2 separate regions of the Homo sapiens genome follow, and region 2 is linked to region 1. A link is an interaction called in ENCODE POLR2A ChIA-PET data of the cell type or tissue named here. Cell type or tissue: K562. All regions are shown on one strand. Each heading gives the region's core, and the rest is flanking DNA. Links, peaks and the distances in the headings are about the cores only. Region 1 has its middle 64 kb from the start of LINC00578. Region 2 overlaps TBL1XR1 (TBL1X/Y related 1).

The links. ChIA-PET counts read pairs that join two places held together with the same protein. Peaks named below come from ENCODE experiments on the same cell type or tissue, not always from the same donor. Only the 100,000 strongest peaks of a DNase experiment are listed, where the experiment ranks them.
Region 2: POLR2A ChIA-PET joins it to region 1 with 5 read pairs; 3 of 35 experiments call an interaction of 5 or more read pairs at or near these places.

The regions. Positions count from the first base shown.
Region 1 is chr3:177,372,554-177,383,533 of GRCh38, reverse strand. No RefSeq gene overlaps it. Among named protein-coding and RNA genes, the nearest start is that of LINC00578, 64 kb to the left of the region's middle. RefSeq lists an enhancer at 5,088-5,267. In K562, for the core only: no CTCF peak of the experiment used is centred there; no DNase peak of the experiment used is centred there.
Region 2 is chr3:177,096,238-177,107,217 of GRCh38, reverse strand. TBL1XR1 (TBL1X/Y related 1) reads left to right here. Exons shown (of 16, transcript NM_024665.7): 2 at 8,677-8,752. Among named protein-coding and RNA genes, the nearest start is that of TBL1XR1-AS1, 64 kb to the right of the region's middle. In K562, for the core only: no CTCF peak of the experiment used is centred there; a DNase peak (open chromatin) is centred at 4,417.

The DNA.
Region 1 (10,980 bases), core at 5,290-7,789:
AAGTAGATGGGAGAAATATGTAAGAAGTAAAATCTGAAACTACCTAACTTAGTGATTAATTAGATATGAGGGAATAGGAAAAATTAGAGTAAATGCTCACATAATGTATGGGTAACAGTGTCACTGACACCATCATTAATTATGATTAGACACATAGGGGAAGGAACAAGTTGAGGTGTCTGTGTGTTCTAGCTATCTAGTGTTGCGTGACGAACCACCCCAAAACTCAAGGTTTTAAAATAGCAATCACATTTATCTTACCAATTAGCAATTTGGGCCGAGCTCAGTGGGGAAATCTCACCTCGACTCCATGTGGTATCAATCAGGGCAGCTTGACCTGAAGCTGGATGCTCCAGTTCCAAGACAGCTCACTCGCACACAGCTGGCAAGTTGGTGCTGGCCGCCTGCTGGGACCTCTGCCAGGCTGTCTGCTCCAACACCTATATGTGGGTTCTCCATGTGGCTCTCTGACTTTTTCACAGCATGGTGTCCGGGGTCCAAAAGCAAACATCCCAAAACACAGCAAATGGAAGCCATCAGCTTCTCGAGGCTTGAACCTGACACCATATTACTTGCACTATATTCTACTGATCAAGCAGTCATAAAGCCCAGGCTCAAAACGAGAGACATAGACCCCACTTCTCAATAGGAGGCATTTCATATAGTTTTGCAGCCATGTTTTGAAACCTCCATACTGTAGGACATCTTAAGTCCCACTGTGGGACAGATAAGTTCAATAAATAATTTCATTTACAAATCTTAAAGGAACCTTTAGGAAAGAGGTCAAAAAACATATTCCAACTTGGGAAATATAGACAGAGGGACATTTACTGTAATTTTAATGAAGTTTAACTTTCATGCCCCTTACTTCCAAGATGAGGACTTGTACTTAATTTTATATATTTTTCTTACAGAGAAGCTCCAAAATTTTATAAGCTTCAGACTCCATAAAATTTTATGTACCCCTGGGTAAAATTTAAATAAGAGTAGATGAGATTTTCTGAGGAGACTGTATAGAATGAAAAGAGCAGTGGTGTAAGAATGGAAACCTGCAAATGTCAATATATTCACACCATGAGGAGAGAAAGAGGAAAGGGATTAGGAAGGAGATATTTAGAATATAATCAGAGAGTTAGGAGGATATCAGGAAAGAATTTTGTCAAACATACCAGGCAGTAGAAAGTTTCAGAAAGAAGTGGTTGGTAAATAGTCTCAAAATAAAGCATGAAGTTTGAAAAAAAAACTAAAAAAGAATCCTGTTCAGTCAGCATCATGAAGATTCATTAGCAACCTTGTCAAAGCAACAGAAGCTATTTTTCGGCATGTTGAGAATAAATGTTAATTTTAAAAAAATGGAGCTAGCAAGAGATTTGGCTGGCAAACATTAGAAATAGATGCAGGTGTAAGCGGTTGGGAACTAGAAAAATACATCTTTCAGAGGCTGTTTTCAGCAAAAATACAAGGGATACAAAAATATATAAAATATATATTTAAAATACATATAAATATATTATATAATATTTATATTTACATAATATATTTATATGCATTTTATATTTTATATATAATATATAAATATATTTTTATATATTTATATATTTATATTTATATTTTTTTATATATTATGTATTTTGTATACTTTGTATTTTTGCTGAAAGCAGGCTCTGAAAGATGTATTTTTCTAGTTCCCAACCTCTTACACCTGCATCTATTTCTAATGTTATATTATATACAGTTATATAGACTATTATTATATATAATATAATAATTATATAGAATATTATTATATAATATAATAATTATATAGAATATTATTATATAATATAATAATTATATAGAGTATTATTATAAATAATATAATAATTATGTAGACTACTATATATAATATAATTATTATATTATATATTATATTACTGTATTATATATTAATTATATTATATATTATTATATTAATATATTATATGTTAAAATACATTTTTAAAATATATTATAAATATTTTATATAATAAATATCTATAATAAATAATTATAAATAATATATATTTAAAATAATAAATATAAAATATAAATAAAAAATACAAAGTATACAAAAATATAATTGTAACTATTAAAGAAGTTAAAGCAATATCTTCAAGTATTTCCACAATGAAATGCCAATCTCAGATGGCTTCATGCAAAAATTCTCCCAATTTTTCAAGAAAAAAATCATCTGTCTTACACAATTTCTTCTAGGAAATATGCCACCAAATCATTTTACACAATCAGCATAAAACTGATACCAAAGTCATGCAGACATTAGAAAAGGGGTAAATTTTGGCCTTTTTAGTTCATAAATAAAGATGCAAAAATTTTAAACAAATTACTAGCAAAGCCAATTGGAATAGTATAGATAAAAAATAACATCCCATAATCAAGTTGCAATTATCTCAGGAATGCAGGGATGGTTTAATATCAGAAAAATCTATAATGTGGTTCAATGCATTAACAGATTAAAAAAGAAAACCATTGCTGGGCACAGTGACTCACGCCTGTAATCCCAGCACTTTGGGAAGCCGAGGTGGATGGATTACCTGAGGTCAGGCGTTCGAGACCAGCCTGGCCAACATGACGAAACCCCATCACTACTAAAAATACAAAAATTAGCCAGGTAAGGTGGCAGGCACCTGTAATTCCAGCTACTCAGAAGGATGAGGCAGGAGAATCACTTGAACCTGGGAGGCAAAGGTTGCAGTGAGCCGAGATCATGCCACTGCATTCCAGCCTGAGCGACAAGGGTGAAACTACATCTCAAAAAAAAAAAAGAAAAGAAAACCATATGACCATTTTAATAAATGCAGGAATAGAATTTGATAAAATTCAACATAATACAAACTCATAGTAAGAGAACAGAAGTGATCTTCTTAGGCATAGTACCTATTATCAGAAAATGTTGGTAGTATCCTCTTTAAAGTCAGGAATGAAACATTATCATTACTTCTCATCAACGTTATACTGAAGGCTCCATTTATACCAAACACCTAAGTACCCCCTCTTCTCCCAGTTTCTGTGCTAATCTCACCTCTCAGTCTGCTTTGCTAACTTGGTCTCTACCTGACAGTCACAGAGCATCTAGTTCCTCCAATCTTCCTCTCAATCTGAGCTGTACAATTGAACCAGTCTTGAAATTTATGGATGTTTAGCCAGACACAGTGACTCACATTTGTAATCCCAGTACTTTGGGAGGCAGAGGCGGGAGGACCAGTTGAGCCCAGGAGTTCAAGACCAGCCTGGGCAACATAGAGAGACCTTATCTCTACAAAAAAATAAATAAAATTAGCTGGACACAGTGGTGCATGCCTGTAGTCCCAGCTACTCAGGAAGCTAAGGCAGGAGGATCCCTTGAGCCCTGGAGGCTGAGGCTGCTGTGAGCCAAGATTGTGCCACTGCACTCCAGCCTGGGTGAGAGAAAGAGACCCTGCTTCCAAAAAAAAAAAAAAGAAAAGAAATTTATGAATTATTGAGTTCCACCTTTAGAAACTCCTATTTGATTGGTCTGGGCATACATAGCATGGGCATCTGAATTTTCTGTATCTCCTCAGGTAATTCTAATGTATAGCTCAGGTTGAGAACCACTAGATTACAGTTAAAAAAAAAAAAAAAGGAAGGAGAGAGGAGAAAAGGAAAGGGAAAGAAGAGTAGAGCAGTAAGTGATTCTCAAACATGGCCGCACATTAAAATCACCTATGACCTTTATACAACCCTGATGCCCAGATTCCCTTCTATATTGATTCTGAAATCAGAATCTGTGGAGGTATGATCCTGGCATAGTATATTTTAAAAGATTCCACATAGCTTTCTTATATGCTGTCAAGATTGACAACAACTGCTTCCTTTTTTTTTTTTTTTTTTTTTTTTTTTTGAGACAGAGTCTTACTCTGTTGCCCAGGCTGGAGTGCAATGGCGCAATCTCGGCTCACTGCAACCTCCACCTCCTGGGTTCAAACGATTCTCCTGCTTCAGCCTCCTGAGTAGCTGGGACTACAAGTGCACACCACCACGCCCAGATAATTTTTGTATTTTTAGTAGAGACGGTGTTTCACCACATTGGCCAGGCTGGTCTCAAATTCCTGACCTCAAGTGATCCACCCACCTCAGCCTCCCAAAGTGCTGGGATTACAGGAGTAAGCCACTGTGCCTGACTGGCACAAACACTTTAAATCCAACTGTCAACTCTGCGTCTTCTTTTGTAAGTCGCCTGGCTGCCCAAAGGCCCAAGGCTTCTCCTCCCTCACACCTGTGCCCATATATTCACTTCTGTCCACTAGGCAGCAGACTCCACAAGGGTGAGGGTTGTGACTTTCCTGTGTGTTATATATGAGAGCCGAAGCAAAGTTTCTCAAATCTCCCTTAGCTAGAAATAAGATTGTTTCCACATTACTGGCATATTCTGCAAACACAAATGAAGATTAATGGCTAAAAAGAGGAGAGGTACAGGAGCAAGAACCCAGGGAAGTGTTGATATTACCGATTTTAAAAGATGTGTGGGGGGTAAGTGGGAAACAGCACAAGACAGGGAGGAGTCAGCCTATAGTGAAATATGCACTAGAAATAGACCAGCCCTCTCCCCTTCAGAAGCACAAAACACATGGCAAGAACGGAGTCTGCCTCCACTCCCATCAAGCTCTGCACTACATTTCCCAGAAGTGACTTTTTCCACCCTTTCTTTCCCCTCTTTTCCATCAGTATTAAAGCCGGGCGCAATGGCTCACACCTGTAATCCCAGCACTTTGAGAGGCAGAGGTGGGTGGATCACTTGGGGTCAGGAGTTCGAGACCATCCTGGCCAACCAACACGATGAAACCCCATCTCTACTAAAAATACAAAAATTAGCCAGGCATGGTGGCGGGCACCTGTAATCCCAGCTACTCAGGATGCTGAGGCACGAGAATCACTTGAACCCGGGAGGCAGAGGTTGCAGTGAGCCGAGATCTTGCCATTGCACTATAGCCTGGGCAACAAGAGCGAAATTCTGTCTCAAAAGAAAAACAAAAAATAAAAAATAAATAAAGGGGTGAAAAGGGACTCCCCTAACCCTCACTGCCACAGTGGTGAGAAAAGAAATCTTCTCACACCCCTAGAATCCACATAGTAAGAAGGGACTTTCCTGCCTACGTGACAAGATGGGAATCCCCTGTCACAGAAGCATCTAGAAAGTAAGGGATGTCCGTCCGTAAATAGAGTATGCACCTCCCAGCCAAGGAAACCGATCTTCCTTGAAGAACAGCTCTATCTACACGTTTCATACACTGTCTCATTGAATCTGCTTTATCATTCCCATTTTACAGACGAGGAATCTGAACTTGTCCATGGTCACAGAACCAGTGAGTGGTAGAATCCAGTTGTCAGTCAATACATGTCAGAATAGTTCCAAAATCACTGTTTCTTCCATTGTAAAATGCACTAAGTTGTCCTCGTGGTCAACTTATTTTAGTTTTTTGTTTGTTTTTTCCTTTTTTTTCTATAGGTGGGGCAAGAGGCAAAGAAGATGTTTTATGTTTTTTGTTTTTGAGACGGTGTCTCACTCTGTCTCCCAGGCTGGAGTGCAGTGGAGCAATCTCTGCTCACTATAACCTCCGCCTCCCAGGCTCAAGGGATTCTTCTTCCTCCACCTCCCTAGTAGCTGGGATTACAATCACTCACCGCCACACCTGGCTAATTTTTGTATTTTTAGTAGAGACGGGGTTTCACCATGTTGGCCAGGCTGGTTTTGAACTCCTGACCTCAAATGATCCACCCGCCTCGGCCTCCCAAAGTGCTGGGATTACAAGCATGAGCCACTGCACCAGGCCAAGAAGATAGTTTTAAAGGGAGAAGTCAAACAAGATGGTAAAGGCTAAAAAATTGTTCTCAAAATGTTTCCAAAATATCCCTTATCATCTTGAGACGGAAGGCAACTCATTGTTGATCTCATGTTAAAGCAACACAGAATAACACCATAAACTTTTTCCATCTACCGTTATCAAGATCAAGGAACCTGGGATTTGTCTTTGTAAATATTATTGACAAACTCCAGGCCAGCGGGGGAAACCCCTATATAGCCCTAGGGAACACACTTAGCCCAGCCTATGTTCCCCAGCATTCTCGGGTAAAACCCAGCTTTCCCCAGGCAAAAGGTGAAGGTGCATAGGAAGTCCAACCCTGTTTGGGAGACTGCCAGACAGAGCCGCCTTCTCAGACCCACTCACCTGGAGCTAAGGTGCCAACACGGGCGTCACTTGAAAATAAGCAGAAAAGCTCTGCAAGTCCCGGCACGGCCACACCACCTCTGCAGTTGCTTCCATTGGAATCACTCCCTGACTCGCTGCTATGCCAGTTTATTTTGTTGCTTATATTCATTAGATGAAAATGATTTAATTAGGCGATTACGTTCGGGCTTGTTTGGTGTGCAGTATCACTCCTGCATTTTTTGGTTGTGTCCACGTATTTAAACCTCAGGGGAAAGGAGAATATTTTTATTCCCATGGCACCTGTCCTTTAGGACAAATTAAATATTGTTTTCTCTTGCTGCCTACCTCATGATCTCACTGCTTTGGGGCTGCATAATGAGAAAGAAACCATTTCAGTAATTGCCATATTGTGAAGAGCTGTAGGGAACGTTATAGCTACTGTATCATAGTACTGAAGTTTTCGTTTATAGGAATAAAAATAGTGATAGAGGAGAGTCCACAAATGCATTGTTTTTCAAGGCTGGCTCAGTCTTTGACTATCTGTGCCCCCTTGATAAAAAATGGCCAAAGATATGCAGACATAGTCTAACTCCTCTTTTCTCATCTGTGCACGTTCAGGAGAAGCAACCATGAACATGAAACAAAAGGGGAAAAACACAGAATGTTTCAGTGCCGTGCATGCAACTGATGCTCAAAGAAAAAAAAGAAAAATACTTGGCCGGGCGTAGTGGTTCATGCCTGTAATTCCAGCCCTTTGGGGGGCCGAGGTGGGTAGAACACTTAAAGGTCAGGAGTTTGAGACCAGCCTGGGCAACATGGTGAAACACCGTCTCTACTAAAAATACAAAAATTAGCTGGGCGTGGTGGCGTACGCCTGTAGTCCCAGCCACTCAGGAGGCTGAGGCAGGAGAATCGCCTGAACCTGGGAGGTGGAGGTTGCAGTGAGCTGAGATTGTGCCAGTGCACTTCAGCCTGGGTGACAGAGCAAGACTCCATCTCAAAAAAAAAAAAAAAATACGGCTGGGTGTGATGGCTCACGCCTGTAATCCCAGCACTTTGGGAGGCTGAGGCGGGTGGATCACAAGGTCAGGAGATTGAGACCATCCTGTGATTGGTGAAACCTCGTCTCTACTAAAAATCCAAAAAAAAAAAAAATTAGCCAGGCGTGGTGGCGGGCGCCTGTAGTCCCAGCTACTCGGGAGGCTGAGGCAGAAGAATGGCATGAACCCGGGAGGCGGAGCTTGCAGTCAGCCGAGAATGCGCCACTGCACTCCAGCCTGGGCGACAGAGCGAGACTCCGTCTCAAAAAAAAAAAAAAAAAAAAAAAAAAAACAAACCTGCTGATTTGATTTTTAATATGATTTACATTCTAGGTCTTTTCAAATGCCCTCAACATTAAAGACTAATGCTTCTGAACAAAAGCAAGTTCTCTCGTTCCCCAGGAGTCCCCTCTGTACTTTCCAATCCCCTCCCCCTCCAAATCACTCATACAACCCTTCCATAATTTTTCTCAGGCTCAATCCTATACATAAAGTACCATCTTTCTGATTAGGATCTCACATTTTATCATTTAGTAGCTCCTGAAATCTTTGCTCCTCCTAGGAATGCCTTTTAATCTGTCTCCCATACCCACACACACTAGGATGTGATTCCTATCATTCCTCTTCTCGAAACATCTCACAAAATTAATGTACTTATTTGCCTATAGGTAACAAAGACTTTATTTCGTATGTCTGCTCCTTGTTCAACTGCTTTCCCCCATAATGATACAGCAGTGAATATAGTAAGAAAACAGGAATCCATCTGCTGTGTTGGAGACAATCTCTATACCCAGTTTGCTCCTTGTCTGCAGTGATACTTATGATGGCATTTAAGAGAGCCTAGGGAGAAAACCAGACTGGAAACTTGCTATTTCAGTTATCACAAGCAAGAACAGGGCATCCTGCTTGCCTGTCTGTCCTCATTGGTGTCACAGGCATAGGTTACACTCGTCCATGCCCATAAGAAAATATCAGAAAATGACTGAACCATGATCGCTTTTTAAAATTGTGATTCACATATCATACTCATCACATCATTCAAGCCTCTTTGTGGCCGGACGCGGTGGCTCACTCCTGTAATCCCAGCACTTTGGGGGGTTGAGGCAGGAGGATCACCTGAGGACAGGAGTTCGAGACCAGCCTGGCCAACATGGTGAAACTCTGTCTCTACTTAAAATACAAAAATTAGCCGAGCGTGGTGGCACATGCCTGTAATCCCAGCCACTCAGGAGGCTGAGGCAGGAGAATCGCTTGAACCTGGGAGGTGGAGGTTGCAGTGAGCCAAGATCGCGCCATTGCACTCCAGCCTGGGGGATAAGAGCTAGACTTCGTCTCAAAAACAAAGCCTCTTTGCCCATGGCAGCAAGGCTCTGGGGTTTTTACTTTGTTGTTGCCGTTGTTGTTGTATTACCTTGAGTGTTTATAAAAACATCTCAGGTATTTCTGAGTAAACCAGCTGCTTCTGCTCCACTCGTGAATTTTGCAGTTTACTGGGTTCTAGCTCCATGTCAAATGGTAGCTATATAAACAATCTCCTCTACACATGTCCTTTACATGCACAGGAGAGGGCCTGCCTGGTACAGCCTGCCATCCATCCATCAATCCATCCATTCAGAATATTTTTATTAATGGCTTGCAATGCATTGTTCTGGGCATTGAGGATATTACCCTAAACAAGGCAGACAGGAACCCCATACTATGAAAATTACCCTGTAAGATAGAAGCCTCTTTCCTGACCTCTAGATGAAGTCCCAGAGGAAGCCTGCCTCTGTCCTTTTGTAGACTTTCTATAGTTATAACAGGCTTAGCTGGGGCGGCATCCTGCTCTGCTGTTAGTTTTCTGTTCCCCACTGCAGCACGGGTGAATCAGAGCAAGTAATAATCATTGGTTTGTACAGTGCCCATTTCTAGATTTTATTTCATAAACCTATGCCCAGTTCACATCTAGTAATAGAACGTGCTCAGACACTGTGACTGCTGTGCCAGTCAAAGCCAAGAGACATTCCTAATTCAACTGGATAATATTTTAATGTGTAAAACTTGTGGCTTTTTTTAGACAAGAAACATATTAAAAGAATGCCTAATTCTATCCAGTTCAAAGATTATAAGAGTTGGATGCAAAGATCTACAATTTAAGGTTCAGATCTTAAGATTTGTGATCTTACAATTTACGTATCTTAAGAGCCAAAAAAATGAAAAATCCAGTCCAGCATGGCTGCTTCCTGAGCCCTTGCCTTAACTTGGTACAATTAGATATTGCAGATTGCATATCTAAAAGCCAGTTAAGTAGCAGACTTCCCTGACAGACAAAACTAGGAAAAGCTTCAGTCGAACCTAGTGGACATCGGATCACCCCAAATGGAGGCCATTTACCCAGCAACTATGAAAAGAAGCCTGCCAGAACATTTTAGTTCTACACGACACTCTACTAATACCCAGGCCATCTTCTCCAGGCATTAAGTGCCTTCAACAAGCCAAGAAGGCAACTCCCATAATCAAGTAGAAAGGTGATGCAAACTAAGTATTTTGTGTCCCTCCAAAATTCATATGTTGAGGCCTAAATCTCCAATGTGATGATATTTTAAAGGTGGGGCCTTAGGTAGGTAATTAGATTATGAATGGGATTGGTGACTTTATAAGAGACATTAGAGAAATGATCTCTTTCTCCACCAAGTGAGGGTACAATGAAAACACTGTCGTCTGTAAACCAGGAAGACGACCTTTGCCAAGACCCTTACTATGCTGGTGCCATGATCTTAGATTTCCAGCTCCAGAACTGTGAGAAAAGTTTCTGTTATTTAACACACCCAGTCTATGGCAATTTGTTATAGCAGCTGGAACTGACTAAGACTGAGGGCAATCCTCAAAATTCATCAGGGTAATACATTTGCTTCATAATAGATAAGCATCTTTTTAAAAAAATTTTTTTGACATTTTTATAGAGACACGGTCTCACTGTGTTGACCAGGCTGGTCTCAAACTCCTGGCCTCAAGCAATCCTCCCATCTCGGCCTCCCAAAGTGCTGGGATTACAGGCATGTGCTATCATGACCAGCCAGATAAGCATCCTTTAATTCCCATAAATTTTGGAAATTGAGTTGATAAATGCTTAATAAAAAAAAAAACCTGTAATCTTTATAATTTTGTTATTAAGGGATATGTGAATATTTGGAATTTAAAAAGTCACATGAGACTTTGGCCTCTTCATGTAACAGTTCAGCCCTGTAATTCCACCTTAAAATATATGATTGAGTTATTGATTTAGAGTTTAGATTTACACAATTTTAATGATATAATATTGGAAGATTTAAGAGATTTTAGTGTTCCCATAGCTGAATTTGATTTGTTAGATTTACAACAGTTATTTAAATACTTAGAAAAGGTCTGTTAGCTAAAGCAAGCAACTAAAGTCTATAAAAGGAAAATCAAGCACATTTAAATCATAAATGAAATTTAAAGTGTTCCAGGCTGTTTATTTAAGTTTGTGAAAAGGACCAAATATTAGTCAAAGGCTGCTTTAAAAATGATTGTTAAAATTTGCTCGATTTATAAACAGAAAAATAAGATTTATAAACTGAACTTAAAAGCTTAAAAAGAACTACATGTGTGGATTTGTAACATTAATTAATTGATTATTAATTTTTAAAGCGAAAAAACTCAGTAATCTTTTCTGCACACAAAAACTGCCTTGAAGGATAATTTTTAAGCCATATTTAACAACCTTCTTGGGAACT
Region 2 (10,980 bases), core at 3,255-5,754, 270 kb after region 1:
CTAATATCTAGTTTAATGTAAGTGTGTATATTTTTTGTGTGTCCAAAGCACTTCAGAATGACAGTTTTCAGTTTAGTAATTATCCGCTGACATATTCTTAATTTTTTTTTTAAAGAGGCCTATTGCATTCTATTACAAAGTAAAAATTGAAGCTGTTTAGTTGTGAAGAGTGTTTGAAGAACTGCTTCATTTAGAAGGTGTTCATTATCACTGTGAGGTTATGCTAGTCAGGATGACTACTGTGGGCATATTCCAAATCTGTTGTAATTAAAAAGTTTTATAAATGATAATTTTTTTTTTTAGTAGTAATGCTGTTGTGTTAATTCACTAAAAGACATAATGTACCTGGATTCAATAGCCTTAGTAGCACACAGGACGGCAGAATCTGAATGGGCAGTTTGTGTCCTGCACAGAGGTACACAGCCAAGGGAAAAGTGGGCACTGAAATCCAGGCCAAGCTGTTTCCCTGTTAGCGGACTGTCTTCACAGAGGAAGGAGCTTCCTTTATAACAATTTATTTCTGTTATTTAATATGCATTATGTCTTATTACTATGCTAGGCACTGATTAGCACTTTTTATTCCACTCTCCTAACTTATTTTACAGATGAAAAAGCGAAGGCACTGAGAGAGGTTATCTAGTTACTAAGAGTCAGAGCCAGGGAGTCCAAACCCACCTGTGTGGCTCCACAATTCCAGGCTCTTAACCTCCGATACCACGTGGCTTCCTTTTTGTAATTTATTTTGCTAGAGTCTAATTTGCACAAAGGTACTGCAGAAGCTAGTGCTGGCGCTGATAATACACTTGAGTGCTAAGTTAGAAAGGGATGGGGCGCACGTAGAACAAACTTCAGCTCATTTGCCTAAGTGCCCACTAGAACTTCCTTGATGAATCACATATCCAGATTTTGTTTGAACATTGTCATTGATTTGCGCGATGGTTTCCCTTTATATTGAATAGGAAAAAAATACCTTTCTATAACTTCTGCCTACTACTTAAAATTTTGTCACACATAGCTGAGGCTCATTTGGGCTTTATGTGTTTTTTATGCATTTTCTTCTTTTTTTTGTTATTATGTTTTGAAGTCTTTTTAGGCCCCTTTCTGTTTATGGTGTCTTCATTATCATTGTCCTTACTTTTCTGTTCATTTTTGGGAGACAGATTGAGTTTATCTTTTGTTTGTCATCATTAATCTTAAAATTAGATTAATAAACCACTTAATTTAGTCCGATGTAGTATTAACATATTTCTCCCTCTAGTTCTGAACACCTCTCACTTTGCAATTTAGTATTTGAAAGAAGCGACTCTCCTGCCTTAGGTTAATAATTAGACCTGACTAGTAAAATTCTCCATCCTGTCCCTTCCCTTCCCACCCCCACCCAGTGGTTCTCAGTCCCCATTGGAATCACACACATGCACACACACACCCACACACTGACACGGGGTGGGTGGGGAGGATTTTAAATGCAAGTGATGTAGATCCTACCCTAGACCAATTACATCTGAGTGAGGGGCTCACCACGTCATAGTTAGGTTCTAATCTGGGGCATTTCTGTAGGACAGAGCTAATCAAAGACAGTCTTCTTGGCAGAGCCATTCTCATTTCTATTGGAAATGTGTTCAACTGAATGATTTGTGTGTTGTAGCCTAATTAGCTATTCAGATTCTTAATACCTTGAATCAGATATTCAAACCTTAGGAAGAGTGAGAAATCTATTAAGATGTAGGAATGTCAGTTTTCTTTTCTAACTTAAGTGCCAGTGTACCCACCTGTGTGGTCTTAGGCAACAAAGCTTGATATCCCCCCTTCATATTATTTCTTAGATCTTCGTTGCTGTTTCTACTGGTCCACCCCTCCTTCGGCCCCCCACACTTGTTTCTTTCTTCCAAACTGCTTTTTTAACAAAGGGTTTAGCAGCTATCAAACTTTATGTAAACAAGAAAACAGTGTCATATCTGTCGTATTTCAAAGGCACTGTAAGTTACACCATTAATTTAATAACATTTTGGGGAAAACAGTTATAGTTACACATTAATGCTCTACTCACTTTAAAGAAAAAATAACTTAAAATCATAGATACATTTTTATATTAGTTTTCAAGTATCCGTAAATTTGGAGTGTAAGCTTTTTCTCATGTTCAAAATCCCTATCACTGAAGGTTTGTGAACCGGAAGCTTTTGATGCATAGGCGTTAGTGCCTAAGTAATACACTTGACTTATGTTAGCATTAGAAACTGTTCAAACCAACCTTTAATTTTAAGAACTCTGTGGGTCATTGTAAGAGAGTTTGTGCTGTTGTCTTTAATTGCATTGCTTACCCTGTGACAGAAAAATTTAGAAATACTTGAGAGTTTTTTGTTTTATTCTTGCACAATAGTTTATTTTTGTATAATCTTAACATAAAATTCAATGACATGTGATGTTACCAGTGAAACTAATTCAACTAAGGTAGTAATTAGGTGATTAGACACCAGTGCATGTTTAAATTGTTTTCTTTTTATGTGAGTATGTGGTCTTGAGAATAGCTTATTTTTAAAAATTGGTGTCAGATAACTTTTGAATCATTTTTCCCCTAATCGCTTAAGTAACAATGGGAAATGAAAACATAGGCAGTAATTGCAAAGCTGTGCGTGATCTGACAGTGAGTCTGATCTCAGAGTCACTTAAGATATCCCTGCTGTTATAGCTCCTTCTGCTTTTCACCTGCCTTACCTTCTGGCTGTCTAGAATATTATCTGTATGTGTAATTCCATGGGAAATGAGGATCGGGTGAGGACAGTGGAGGATGTAATGCTTAGAGGCTTTGACGTATGCGTAGTATGTTGTTGGAGATAACATACTAACATTCCTTTTTGTAAAACGGATTAAGAAGATTCAGTTGAAACTCTGATTTACAAATATGTATATATTTAATTGTTCCATTAGGAGGTAATACTGTTTTTGTTTCTTTCTTAATTGTGCTTTCAATCATGTGCTAAGCAATTTAATTTGAACTTTTTCTGTGACTTTTCCTGGGAGTTAATTTAATAAAAATCTTTCTAAGCAGGGTCAATTCTGGTAGAATTCTTATATATTTCTCTCTCTCTCTTTTTTTTTTTTTTGGAGACCGAGTCTCGCTCTGTCACCCAGGCTGGAATGCAGTGATGTGATCTCAGCTCACTGCAACCTCTGCCTCCTGGGTTCAAGTGATTCTCCTGCCTCAGCCTCCCGAGTAGCTGGGATTACAGGCATCTGCCACCATACCTGGCTAATTTTTGTATTTTCATTAGAGATGAGGTTTCTCCATGTTTGCCAGGCTGGTCTTAACCTTCTGACCTCAAGTGATCTCCCTGCCTTGGCCTTCCAAAGTGCTGGGATTATATTTTTCTCTTAATTCATGGGGTGACTTTCCCAAATTCTGTACATTAAAACAAAATAATTTTATTTTTTAAGGATACCAGATATACTTCCTTGAACTTGTTACTGACCACTAGGTTCTAGATTAGAGTGTGTTGCTACCTTAAATAATAAGTTTTTATTGTGTTTGTACCTTTGTCTAGGAAAAGGGCCCATAATGTCCATTAGCTTTTCAAAGTTATCTATAAATTAAATAAATTTACTTCTAGAGACTGCAATGTAGTATTTTTGAAGAACAGTCAAAATATATCATTTGCTTTTCTTTAGAATTTTTCCATGTTAAAAAAACTTCCTAATTGTGTGTAGGTGGCAGATCTTAGAAGATGTCTGCTAAGTCAACAGTGTCTTTCTATGCTGTAAGCCTTATCTAAAATTAATACTTCGTTTACTTTAGATAAAATGCTCTGAAATACATTTTTGGAAGCAAAGCTTTTTGTTTGGAGACAAAACACAAACCTTACAGCCATTTATTTTATTACAAGAAGTAAATATATTTAGTTTATGTAGTACACAAAGGAGGTGATAGTTTTTACACTAATAATGTGATTGATCATGTACTTCTTGAGTTTCTTGTTAATGATGGAAGATCCACCTTTATTGGTCACCTTCTGGAAGTGGTGTTAAAGTTACTGGTATATAACCAGGTTCTCTCAAGCATTTTCAAAGTAACAATCCACTGGTGAGTTTTTCCTTCCCAGTGTGATTTATTTGTTCAGTAATTCAGTGTCTACTGCATTTTATTTTCAAATATGTTTATATCTATTTCTCTATATCTAGACACTAACATTTTATCAGCATATATATCTTAAGAATCATGTATGTTCAAGGCATTATTCTTAGTTCTGTTAGGGAACAGCAAGATGATTAAATCAGTCCTGGGTCTCTAGAAATTTGATCAGAGAGGTATGATAGAAGAATAAGGCACTATGCGGTTGTGGAAAGGGAGATATGTTAAGCTGGGGCTCATTTCTCTCTCTGGATGGTGGGGTGGATAATTAATGGAGGAAGCTGATTGGGCCTGATCTTTGGAGGAGGGATAGGAAGATTTGTGAGCAGAACCGTAGTCAGAAGGACATTTCTGGTAAGGAATGAGGAATGTCAGGGCAGCCAAAGAGTGCAGATAACACTGCACACAGTGATCTGCTGTGGTGAGAGTAGAGAATGTTGAGTAAAAGTAGAAATGCAGATAGACGGGACACACATGTTTTGGACTTGAATTCCTTTAATACAAATAGTTTCAATAGTTTCAATATACATTGTCAGACTATCTTAAATGCACCTTAAGTTTTGTAATTCCTTTGTAAAGTATATCACTATATCTTTTAAAATTCAGATGTTTATTTTAATTACGTGGTGTGCTTTATAAATGCATTGCATGATGGCTAGGACATAGGTAAATGAGTTGACTAGGAAAACATCTAAGAAATAAAAAAATATGGTCCTGCGTATGTTTCTAGAAATTTTCCAGATTAATTTGCAGGTGCAGTTGGTATACCATTTTTCACATATTTATTCACCCTTCAAATCCTAGAATCAAATACTTTTTAACCATGTCATCAACTATTAAATCACTATTGTGGTCTTTCTCCTTAACGACTTGTAGTATTAATAGGAAAAGTTAAATGAATGAATGAAGACAAAGGTAGAGAAAAGGTAATTAGTGAAAACTGAGATTAGATACATCTATGAGGGTGATGAGAGACTCACTGATGACCGAAAAGTTAGAAAAAGAAACTGGAAGAATGATCTGATTTAGCATTCTATAAAGGTAGATGTATGTAAGTTTGTGTGTTATATGTGTACCATATCTTATTAGTTTCTATGTTCATTTATTTATGTTCATTTCAAAGTAAAAAAAAAAATTCTAATGGTTAATACAGGGGTTCAAATTTGTACCCTCATTTGGTTCTAGTATAAGAGAGTCATGTAGAACATATTGTACATAATGCTATTTGGAGGAAAAAGTGGAGGTTCCGCAAAGCACCGGTGATACATTCATTCATTCGTTCTGTTTCCTGGAATTGCTATTATTTCAGCTTAGTATTGTAAGTTTATTTGTCTTAGTCCATTTTCTGTTGTTATAACAGAATACCATAGACTGGGTAATTTATGAATAAAATAAATTGATTTCTTATAGTTCCAGAGGCTAGAAAGTCCAGGCTTGAGGGGCCGCCTGTGGGAAGGGCCTTCTTACTGCTTTATAACATGTTGGAGGGCATCACATGGCAAGAAGGCAAGAGCGAGTCAGCTCAGGTCCCTTTTGCTCTTCTTATAAAGTGGCCAGTCCCATCATGGGGGCTACACCCTGATGACTTTATCTTAATACTAATTCCTCTCAAAGGCCCCACCTCCAAATGTCATCAACATATGAATTTGGGGATTAAGTCTCCAACACATGAAATTTGAGGGACACAATTAAAACACAGCATGTATTCACTTGTGTTTAATTACATAGATTTGTAGATTTTATTACCCAGTTTTAACCAAGCCTCACCAAAACAGGCTCATGACTTAATCTTGCAAAAAAAAAAAATTGCATCTAAAACCAAAATAGTTAAGAAACAAGCCAATGGCGGAGCCAGTACTTAAACTACAAGAGTGAACTCTTCACTTGCTATGATCTAATCATTTAACAAATGTCTGAAAAAAAAATAGCGATTGTCATGGCTGGGCATGGTGGCTCACGCCTGTAATCCCAGCAGTTTGGGAGGCTGAGGCGGGCAGATCACCCGAGGTTGGGAGTTCGGGACCAGCCTGACCAACATGGAGAGACCCCCGTCTCTACTAAAAAATACAGAATTAGCCAGGTGTAGTGGCGCGTGCCGGTAGTCCCAGTTACTCGGGAGGCTGAGGCAGGAGAATCACTTGAGCCTGGGAGGTGGAGGTTGTGGTGAGCTGAGGTCGCGCCATTGCACTCCAGCCTGGGCAACAGCGAGACTCCGTCTCAAAGAAAAAAAAAACCAAAGAAAAAGAAAATAGCAGAGCCAATACTTAAACTACAAGAACGAACTCTTCACTTGCTATTATCTAATCATTTTATAGATGTCTGAAAAAAATTAGGGATTATCAAGAAAGATGTTTGAAATGTAGATTATTTGGCCCAGCACAGTGGCTCACCCCTGTAATCCCAGCACTTTGGGAGTTGGAGACGTGTGGATCACTTGAGGTCAGGAGTTCGAGACCAGTCTGGCCAACATAGTGAAACCCCGTCTCTACTAAAAATACCAAAATTGGCCAGGCGTGGTGGCTTGTACCTGTAGTGCCAGCTACTCAGGAGGCTGAGACCAGGAGAACCACTTGAACTCAGGAGGTGGAGGTTGCAGTGAGCTGAGATTGTGCCATGGCACTTCAGCCTGGGTGACAGAGTGAGACTCCGTCTCAAAAAAAAAAAAAGTACATTATTCACTGTTGGTGTTGATGAGCTTTGCTCTACAATTAAGTTGTACCTTTAGATACTAGTTAATGATGTAAAACTATCATTAAGACATTAAGAATGTAGAATGTTATGAACAAAAATATTATAGCACTGTAAATAAATAATTTATCTATCTTTTACTTATGTTGGGAGTTTTTCTTGTTTGTTTGAGACAGAGTCTCTATCACACAGACTGAAATGCAGTGGCATGGCCATCTCAGCTCACTGCAACCTCTGCCTCCCAGGCTCAAGTGACCCTCGTGCCCCAGGCTCCCGAGTAGCTAGGACCACAGCCATGCGCCACCATGCCTGGCTGATTTTTTGTATATTTGGTAGTGATGGGATTTCACCATGCTGCCCAGGCTGGTCTCGAACTCCTGAGCTCAAGCGGCCCGCCTCGGCTTCCCGAAGTGCTGGGATTACAGGCATGAGTCTCTGTGCCTGACTTCTTGTATGTGTTTTAAAATACACATTATTTAGTAGTACATGTTAATTATTTATAAATAAATTGAATGCATGTATGCCAAAAAGTTTTGTGACAAAAATGCTCCATTGATTTTTAGATAACAAGTAGCCCTATATAACTTTAGCTCAAAAAGTGACAAAAACTTTATACTGAAATAATTGACATTCATAACAAATGACCTTGAGGTAAACAGAGCCTAGTGGTATCTAGTCATGATGTGTAAAGAACATTTCCTCAGTCTGTGCTAGAAAGGACCTACCGAGTAGCTCATAAGTGCCTCTAGGCAACAAACCTTGGGGGCTCACGCCCACGCCCTGTTTTGAAGCACCAGGGATTGGTGGGATAGTGTATGTGGCATAATCATCATTTACTTAGTTATCTTCTTACTTCACCTAATTGGTGTAGGAGCTAAACCTCCCATATATAGTAGTAAACTCCTTTCTGTGGTGTCAGCTTGATTTTACTCTTTAGAAAACTGTACTCCGTGGTGGAAACTGTACTGGTCAGTGTTCCAACTAAGAGTCTCCTCTGACATGGTATGTGAAGTATAACTTTTTTGTTGTTGTTGTTGTTGAGACAAAGTCTCGCTGTTGTACCCCAGGCTGGAGTGCAGTGGTGCGGTCTCGGCTCACTGCAACCTCTGCCTCCTGGGTTCAAGGGATTCTCTTGCCTCAGCCTCCCAAGTAGCTGGGATTACAGGTGCCCGCCACCACGCCCAGCTGATTTTTGTATTTTTAGTAGAGACAGGGTGTCTCCATGTTGGCCAGGCTGATCTCGAATTCCTGACCTCAGGTGATCCGCCTGCTTCGGCCTCCCAAAGTGCTGGGATTACAGGCGTGAGCCACCGCGCCTGGCTGCAAAGTTTAACTTTTATATTTACACAAACGGTTTGTGGAATATAAGGTGCCCTGACTTAGCAATTGAGAAAACTGGATAAGCCCTATAAAGTTTAAAGAGAACAGAGTTAATAAGTTTTGATTGAAATTGTTTCTAAACCAATGATATATTTCTCTTTATTATTAAACAATATAGAATGCAAGTTTATGCCATTCTTGGTGGCCCATGATTATAGATTATGAACATACTAATTGGACCGTAATGCAATAATATTTACATGAGTTGAGTTGCCTGGTGGTGAGACCACTTGTGTGCAGATGAATCTCTTTGAGTCTCATTTTGTTCACTGTGCCAACCTCTTATGAACGTTCTAAAGACTTGCCAAGTATTAAGCACTCAAAAGTTGCTGCTGTTGTTTATGATAACAATTACTTGGGGGAGAAAGAAATTCACTGGTGGGGACCTTAAAGAATATTTCAAACATGTAACATTTGGTATGGAAAATCTTTTAAACTGAATTTGTTTTAGGGCACATTGAATACTTTACTTTCCTTTTCCTCAGCATCAACAACAGCAACTTGTGATTGGCGGTGACCGGATATTCAGTTGCACATCCCCACATCAATGCACTGCCAATGGTAAGACTCTCCAACTCCCAATGTCAGTGTTTCTTATTCTCTTGTTTTTAGAATCTTTTGAGAATTTTGAAAGTTTCTCACAATTTGACAAAATACATGTGTTCCCAAGCTAAGTAAGTGTTTTTTTTTTAAATTTTTTATTCTTTTTAAATATATGTAGTTTAAAGTATTTAAAAATAACTTTTGAATATTTTGTAAAGGAAAAATTGCTACTTTTGAAAATTTCTATTTTCTTTTCTTTTTATGTTTTTTTGAGACGGAGTTTCGTTCTTGTTGGCCAGGCTGGAGTGCAATGGCGTGATCTCCGCTCACTGCAACCTCCTCCGCCTCCCAGGTTAAAGCGATTGTCCTGCCTCAGCCACCCAGGTAGCTGGGATTACAGGCATGCGCCACCACGCCCAGCTAATTTTTTGTATTTTTAGTAAGAGACAGGATTTCACCATGTTGGCCAGGCTGGTCTCGAACCCCTGACCGCAGGTGATCCGCCCACCTGAGCTTCCCAAAGTGCTGGGATTACAGGTGTGAGCCACCGCATCCAGCTGAGGATTTCTGTGTTCTGTAGTTTTAAAAACGTCTTAGCTACGGTCATCAGGATGAAAAATATTGTTATATCGTGATGGTCTTGTGTTTTGTCAAATGAACTAAATTTTGTGAATAGTATTTTCTTGTTAAAAATGCAACAGTGGCATTTTGCTCTTCTATTTTTGTCCATAATTTCACTGAAATAGATTGTTTTTGTGTATTGCATTTATCCTAATATTTTTTAGTTATGTGCATTTAAATGGCTAGGATTCTACCTGTTATAATTAATCATTTTAAGGAGAGTCATTCTTATCTACTTAAAAAGATTTTTAAGAAGCCTTTCACTGTAGAATATAAATGGCAATCATGTGATATAGCAGAAAGACTAGTGGACTCTGTGGGAGCTGGCATTTGCTTTATTTCCTGAATATACTATGAATCTTTGACTTTTGGCAGTACTCTTATAAAACTTAGGTGATGGAATTGGACTTTCTAAGGTTTATTCTAGCTGTATGTCAAGTGCTTATCATTGTTAACTGGAAGTCAGAGTGATTCTCTCTTAAAAAAAATTTCTTACCGAAATAATATTGTTGTGTATTTTGGGGATAAATAAATAGAAGATAAATGAATTTTTACTTTTTTAAAGAATCAAATAATAACATCTTACATTTATAAATATTTTCTGTAGTTCATTACCAACAATTTTAGTTTTACTAAATTAGGGAGGCATAAAAACTGATTGAGGTTTATAGAATTTGGTGGGAAATGATGTATCAGTCTGAAAGAAAAACTATTAAAAGTTAAGAACCAGAATAAGTGGTTAAGATATTTGTGAAAATATTCCCAGAAATAATTCCTATTAGAGATGGATTTTTTTCAGTATGTTGATAGGAGGATTTTCTCTGTTTAAACTCTTCTGAATTCCTATTGGGGAAAAAAGGTTGACCTCCTCCTTTTCCTGTTCTCCTCCTCTGCATCCTGCTCACCCTCTTCCCTTTCCTCTCCTCCTCTCTCCTTTCTCTTTTCTCTCTCGGGTTGATAGGAGATGTTGAAGAAAATAAGATGTCCCCACCCCCCAAGCCAAGCTTTACCTAGCACAAAGGATGGCATGGTTTTTGTTAATTTATAAAGCACTTGCTGGGGTCTTTAGATTGCTCTGGCAACTCATTAACCACTAGATCTGCTGTTTCCCAGGGAGTACTAGAGTTTCTCATGAAAGAAACAGATTCATGGTAAATCAACTTTGGTATTTGGAGTATCTGCTCTTGGCTTTTTGTTCACATGAAGTTTTTGTTCAAATGAAGTTCACATTTGAAACCTGTTACTCTTCTTTGTTGTCGGATCCTTAGTATTTGTGGCACGTCTCCCTTGGCAGTCAAACCAGTTGGGTATCTGAGATACAGGTGTCATGAAGCTACCTATCTCTTACAAATGCCTATCCTTAAGTGAAAAATTTTTATGTGTTACTCATATAGACTGTTTTTATAACCGCTCATAGACTATATTTTAAATTAGATCATCCCAAACATGTTTGTCAGTTTTGTTGAAAATCTCTGAAATCATTTTAATGTCATGATCACAGAAATTTAAGTGTGTGTGTGTGTGTGTATGTATGTATGTTAGTGTGTGTTAGAGATGAAGGAGACCAAGATTACAGCAAACTTGCTTACAGTCTAGCTAAGGACACTGAAGCCATTTCTATATAT